Regions from separate parts of the Homo sapiens genome. Here region 1 is linked to region 2. The links are chromatin contacts, found by Hi-C or POLR2A ChIA-PET in ENCODE. All regions are on one chromosome and are shown on one strand. The core of a region is the stretch at or near the end of the contact, and the rest is flanking DNA. Distances in the headings are between cores, read along the strand shown. Region 1 overlaps DCUN1D3 (defective in cullin neddylation 1 domain containing 3). Region 2 holds the start of CRYM (crystallin mu).

The links. Hi-C counts contacts between places; a loop is a spot of excess contacts on that map. ChIA-PET counts read pairs that join two places held with the same protein, here RNA polymerase II (POLR2A). Pooled maps may share reads with other maps.
Region 1: a loop to region 2 is called in a map with no recorded cell type, with 6 times the contacts of the local background. The contact joins the enhancer-like site here to the promoter of CRYM in region 2. A Hi-C loop is called at or near these places in 8 of 37 single-sample maps with no recorded cell type and 5 of 50 pooled maps. POLR2A ChIA-PET finds 5 or more read pairs at or near these places in 1 of 52 experiments (GM12878).

What each region holds. Positions count from the first base shown.
Region 1 is chr16:20,873,336-20,876,424 of GRCh38, reverse strand. All of the region lies in intron 1 of DCUN1D3 (defective in cullin neddylation 1 domain containing 3), which reads left to right. Among named protein-coding and RNA genes, the nearest start is that of DCUN1D3, 25 kb to the left of the region's middle. RefSeq lists a silencer at 767-846 and enhancers at 1,493-1,712, 1,963-2,062. Within about 2 kb of position 1,429, at least 8 of the 41 ENCODE cell types and tissues checked have a DNase peak (open chromatin) inside an H3K27ac peak, as active enhancers do; they include GM12878, where a contact is called at or near this core.
Region 2 is chr16:21,276,772-21,279,938 of GRCh38, reverse strand. CRYM (crystallin mu) reads left to right here and starts at 1,649. Exons shown (of 8, transcript NM_001376256.1): 1 at 1,649-1,857; 2 at 2,355-2,508. The coding sequence starts at 1,688. RefSeq lists an enhancer at 1,648-1,857.

The DNA.
Region 1 (3,089 bases), core at 180-2,679, 400 kb after region 2:
TTTAACTGGGGTGAGATAATATTTCGTTGTGGCTTTTATTTACATTTCTGTGATGATTAGTGATGTTGAGCATTTTTTCGTATACCTGCTGGCTATTTTCATGTCTCCTTTTGAGAAACATCTATTCAGATCTTTTGCCCATTTAAAAATCAGATTAGAGTCGGGCACAGTGGCTCGAGCCTGTAATCCCAGCACTTTGGGAGGCTGAGGCAGGCGGATCACCTGAGGTCAGGAGTTTGAGACCAGCCTGGCCAACATGGTGAAACACTGTCTCTACTGAAAATACAAAAATGAGCTGGGCCTGGTGGCATGCGCCTGTAATCCCAGCTACTCGAGAGGCTAAGGCAAGAGAATCACTTGAACCTCGGAGGTGATTGGTTGCAGTGAGCCGAGATCATGCCACTGCACTCCAGCGTGGGTGACAGAGTGAGACTCTGTCTCAAAAAAAATAAATAAATAAAATAAAAATCAGATTATTATTATTATTATTTTGCTATTAAGTTGTTTGAGCTCCTTATATATTCTGGCTGTTAATCCCTCGTCAGATGGATAGTTTGCAGATTTTTTTTCCCATTCTGTGGATTGTCTCTTCACATTGTTGATTGTTTACTTTGCTGTGTAGAAGCTTTTTAGCTTGATATAACCCCATTTGTCTCTTTTTGCTTTGGTTGCCTGTGCTTTTAAGGTCTTACACAAAAAATCTTTGCCCAGACCAGTGTCCTAGATCATTTCCCCAGTGTTTTCTTCTAGTAGTTTCATAGTTTCATGTCTTATATTTAAATCTTCAATCCACTTTGATTTGATTTTTGTATATAGTGTGAGAGAGGGGATCTAGTTTTATTCTTCTGCATATAGTCATTTAGTTCACAGTGATTTGTTTTAGTTCCCGTTTTCAACTGAGAAGACTGAGATGGAATATGGTTAAGTGTGAGCTAGAGAGTTGGTAGAGCTGGGCTGTACAAACCTAGTCATTTTGCATCCAATGCATGTACTTTCCCTCCTGGAAGGCACATGACTATACTGGAGCAGCTGAAGGAGCTGCAATATCTGTGCAACTGGTTTTTGAGTGAGAGAATTGAATGTTGGTTGCAGAACAGTCAAGACACTGAACGCAATTCAGAAAAGTTGCATGTAATTTCATGGACCCCCTATTGTTGGATGCAACATTTGTGTGTGTGTGTGTGTGTGTGTGTGTGTGTGTGTGTGTGTGTGTGCATGAGCGCACGCAGTTTATTCTGGGGCCATAGTTGTCTTTGAGTCTTCAGACTTATTGATGACTGAAAGAACTTATGGTGCTGCTGCTTTATTTTATAAATTTTTTATGTTGTTTCTTAAAATAGGGCATAGCTGCTAGGGCAGGGTTTTAATAGACAGCATTGTGGTGGCCATTAGGTGGCAGCAATTTTGGCAGGTCATGTGGGTGGGAAGTGGGCAGGAACGAATCATCAGATGTCTTACTTTGCAAAGCTTGCAGTACCACAGTGCCTTCCAACAGGTATAGAGCTCCATTTTTAATTACCTGCTTATCTTTGCACATGTTAATGTACTCTGGGGCCTCATGCTACATGAGCATTTGTGAAAATAAGTAACTTAAAAAAAAAAATCAAAGCCTAAACCTTGGGGCCTCAAGTTTCAACCTGCAGAGAACGTATTCAAATAAAGATGTGCAAACATGAGCATTTCCTGTCAGTCTTTGAAACTTAAACACTTTCTTAATAGGCTCTTCGGCATGTAAAATCAAAGAGAAATTGTCTCAGTGATAGGAATTGAAACCAAGAGGGTAGCCAAGTTCAGGTTAGATTTGGGCTTTCAGTTTCATGGGATATGGTTTAGATCAAATACCTGTTTCAGCTGGAAGGTTGATCATGTTATTGTACAGAGAAAGACTTCTGAGAGATTTTTGCTTTCAGCCTTTCACATGGTGTCTGAATGCTGGGACGGGGTTCCTCTTTGGGAACAAGATGATGACAGCAAATATGTACACAATAGAATAAAGCTCCTGAAGTATTCTGTGGCATATCTACTTGAAGGAGGTCTAACGGTGTAAAAATTGCAATTGGAAAGATTCTTGTAGCCAGTTAGTCATACCATCTTTTAAATAGCATCCTACTGGTCCACGTAGTTATAATGGAATTTGACAGCTTTCATGAACTTGGGATCATTGGTCCTGTTGTTCAGCTAAGGGTCCTATGATATATTCGACTAGAAATTGTGGCCTAGTCAGTTGGTTCTGAACCATGAATCAGAACATCTGGCAATTAGATCTTCTCTCTCTTTGCTCTCTGAATAGAAGAGATCTGAGTGACATAGCTGTGTCTTGGTAGGGACTCTTTCAGTTGTGATAGAAAACCTGATATCTAACTTATGCAAAGGAGAGTTTGTTGGCTCACACCTGTGAAGTTCAGGCTTTGATCTTGACTCTAGGAACAGTTGGATTCAGGGTGTAAATAATGCCTTCAAAATTCAGTTTCCCTTTGTCTCTTCATACTGCTTTCCACTTGGTGATTTCATTTTTGGGTTCTACATGCATTTGAGCTGAGCCCCATGTGATAAACAGGGACCATTTAATCCTCACAGTGACCCCCTAGGCATTCTTATTTTCTCTGGTAGCTCTTTCTGGTAGCATCTCCAGCCTCCTGTATTTTCAGGGTTGAGATTCTGTCTGGCTGGCTTGTCATGGGCATATCCTGGGTCCAGTCATTAAAGCCAGGGGCATGTGAGGCCTTGGTGGGGCTGAGTCCCATAGTTCTTTATGAACCCCACCCAGCCATATGGCCGAGAGCGAGGGAAAAGGATCTGCTGGTGAAAATTGGGTAATCACCTGATGAAGAGCCTGGATGCTGGGAAGGCAGACACGTCTGCTACAAATCTGTCCTTTGACCCAGTCTGCAGCTTGACAGCCCATGTTAGTCTTCACACTAAATCCAGCCCATTGACCATTTCCAGGCATTCCACATTTCTCTTTTGAATGAGCCTCTTGCTCCCTGGGAATGTGAATCACTCAATCCATGGGCCAGACCCTTCTACCCCTGATGTTAAACCTTTGATAAGGGGACTGTTACTCATTAGACCTTAAGATGGTCATCATC
Region 2 (3,167 bases), core at 400-2,899:
TTTCCCAACCACCAGTGTCTTCTCTCTCTCTCTCTTTCTCTCTCAGTGTTCACTTATTACATGGCTACTCTGTGCCAAGCACTGTTGCTAAACACATTATGTACAATTTCTCATTTCATTGGTACTGATTTTGACACTTACTCATCCACTGTCTTTTATCATGATGTGACCATTTCCTACAAAATGCCCTATGTAGCTTCCAACCAAAATACCACAAAGCACAACTTCAGCAGTCCTGCCTCTTGACCTTCTCCCAGGCTCTGCTCTCGCTCATCTGTTCCATCCTTTGCATTGGCAGAAGACCCATCTTTCTAAATGCTTACTCTCTTGGAGCATGTAATTTCTTTCCTAGGAATCACCATTCTCAGCTGCCTGACTCCAAGAATCGTTCTCAGTTTTATCTTCTGATGCTCCTAGACCTCAGCACCTTATTCCAGCCTAACACATCTGGCAACTCACTGTTCCCAGAGCTATTCAACATGCCTTCCACCTCAGGGCTTTACTTGGCCTGTAATGCCCTCTTCCTCTCTTTCTGCCAAAGTAGCTTAATGATTAGGAATATAATTCTGAAGTCCAACCATGGGCAAAGCCAGCTCCTCTGCTGACTTGGTGGATGACCTTGAACTAAATTTCTTCCCTTCTCAGAGCCTCCAATGGACAGTAAAACTAATAACAACACCTCCCTACCTTAGAGGTTGTTGTATAATTAAATGAGATAATATACATAAAGTGCATGGTGCAGTATCTGGTACATAGTAAAGATCAATAACCTGATGTTATCATTGTTGTCGTCACTATTATTATTTCAGACCTTGGTTTCTCCCCACTCTTTCATGAAGCCCTTATCTAACCACTCCAGGTCAAAATCATCTCTCTTTTCTTTGAATTAACTTACTTTTCCTATCACTGATTTGATGACTAGGATTTATTGCCTTAAGCTTTACATCATTCCTTTCCGATTTTATTTCCCCATCTCAGGTAAAAACTCCTGGAAGAAAAGATCCTGCAATTTGGCTTTTTGTGAGATGGAAAAGATTACACCTTGCCCTGCAAACTTCCCCCCTTTAAAGGCGAAGGTTTGTTAGGTTAGTTAGCCTGTGAGAAAACTGTGCGTTCTTAGCAATCAAAGGCCAGACATCTGGGGGTACAGGGGGGAGGAAGACTAGGATAAGAGACTCTAGACGGGGACAGAATTAAAAGGAAAAAAAAATTAAATAAGCCTCCGTCTCCTTTTATCTCCTAGCAGTAGGCAGTAATTTAATAAATAAAGGAGCCCCGTTAGCGTTTTCCCTGTCCATTCTTTCCCAGGCACGGTGACCTAGACAGCAGCAAAAAGCGAGTTAATAGGGAGGGGTTATGTAGGAAGCAAAAGTCAAGGAATGTGGCTACAGCTGATTACAGGAACTGAGAAAGTGGACCAAACAATATTGACTCCCAGCACGCCACCGCGATGTCCATCTTGGGGAATCCGTTGCTGGAAGGGACCCATCTCGCCCACCCTTAGGGGTCGAGGTGGGCGAAGGGGGAGGAGAGGGCTGGCGGGGCGGGGCGGGGTTGCTCCGCCCCCGGAGGCTGGGCTGTGACCAGCAGGCGGCTCCACAGAGCAGCGGGCGCGCTCATAAAGGGCACAGCCGAGGGTACGTGGATCGCGGTGCGGAGACTGAGGTTAGAAGGCACAGGTGGCGAGATGAGCCGGGTACCAGCGTTCCTGAGCGCGGCCGAGGTGGAGGAACACCTCCGCAGCTCCAGCCTCCTCATCCCGCCTCTAGAGACGGCCCTGGCCAACTTCTCCAGCGGTCCCGAAGGAGGGGTCATGCAGCCCGTGCGCACCGTGGTGCCGGTGACCAAGCACAGGGGGTGAGTGAGGAGGGTCGGGGTCAGGGGCAGGAGAAACTGGAAAGCGGGGAAAGGAGGAGCAGGAAGAGGAGGGGTGGGAGAAGGGAAGAGACGGCTTGCCTAACCGTTGCTAACAGCTGCCACTTTTAATAGGCGCTACCCGGTGTGCTAAGTGGGCGTTTTACAGGTGTTACCTTGTTTATTTCAGCACACTCTCCACCTAGGGAGGTATTGATACCACCATTTGATTGGTGGAAAACTGAGACTCAGAGAGGTTAAGTGACTTACCTAAGCTTACACAGCTACTAAGTGGCAGAGCTGGAAAGGTTTTCTGATCCAGAGCCAGACTTCTGAACATACTGTGCATAGTGTCTAAGGGAAGGGCAGAGGGATGCGGGGGCTGGAAGAGGGCCAGTGGGGTGGTGAGGAAGGAAAGAAAAAGGAAAGTATATGGATACTTTCTAAGAGACCCCAGCATTGATGGGAAGGGGCTGAAGCTGCTCCCTCTCTCCTTGTAGCTACCTGGGGGTCATGCCCGCCTACAGTGCTGCAGAGGATGCACTGACCACCAAGTTGGTCACCTTCTACGAGGACCGCGGCATCACCTCGGTCGTCCCTTCCCACCAGGCTACTGTGCTACTCTTTGAGCCCAGCAATGGCACCCTGCTGGCGGTGAGCAACTTCCTGTCCCGGGGTGGAATGGGGCCCCTGGGCCCAGATTGAAGCTCAAAAGTAAGTTCTCCGCAGCAGGGGGAGTCTTGATTGTGACTACGCGTGCCCCTCTGCAAGTGACTGGATACCAGCAACAGTGAAGGTTATCTGTGTCCATGTATCTATTTCTAGGACTGCCTGAGGATGCATAACACGGCACCAGCGCCCACTGCTGCCTCAAGCATGTGACAGTGTGGAAATAATAATCTTGTTGTCATTCTTGCATATGTCCTTGTCCTATACTCAGTTGCCCCAAATACGCAGCTTGAATGAACCCATTAGCCAAGGGAAGACTTACTTACTGAATCCTTGTCGACATGGAAAAGAAGGGGTGTTCTATAATCCCTGGGAGTCTTCAGAGGGGTATACGGTGTGACCTGTTTTAATATCTAATCATAGTTTCAAAAGGTAGCAGTAGCTTGTGTTTATGGAGTACTTTTTATAATGCATCAGGCACTTTTCTAAACATTTCACATTTATTAATCCTCTTAATACTTAAAACTATTCTATGATATGGGTAATATGATTACTCCCACTTTATAGATGAGGAAACCGAGTCAGAGCAACTATGTTCAACTTACCGAGGTTTATGTAACCAACAATTAGCATGGTTGGACTTC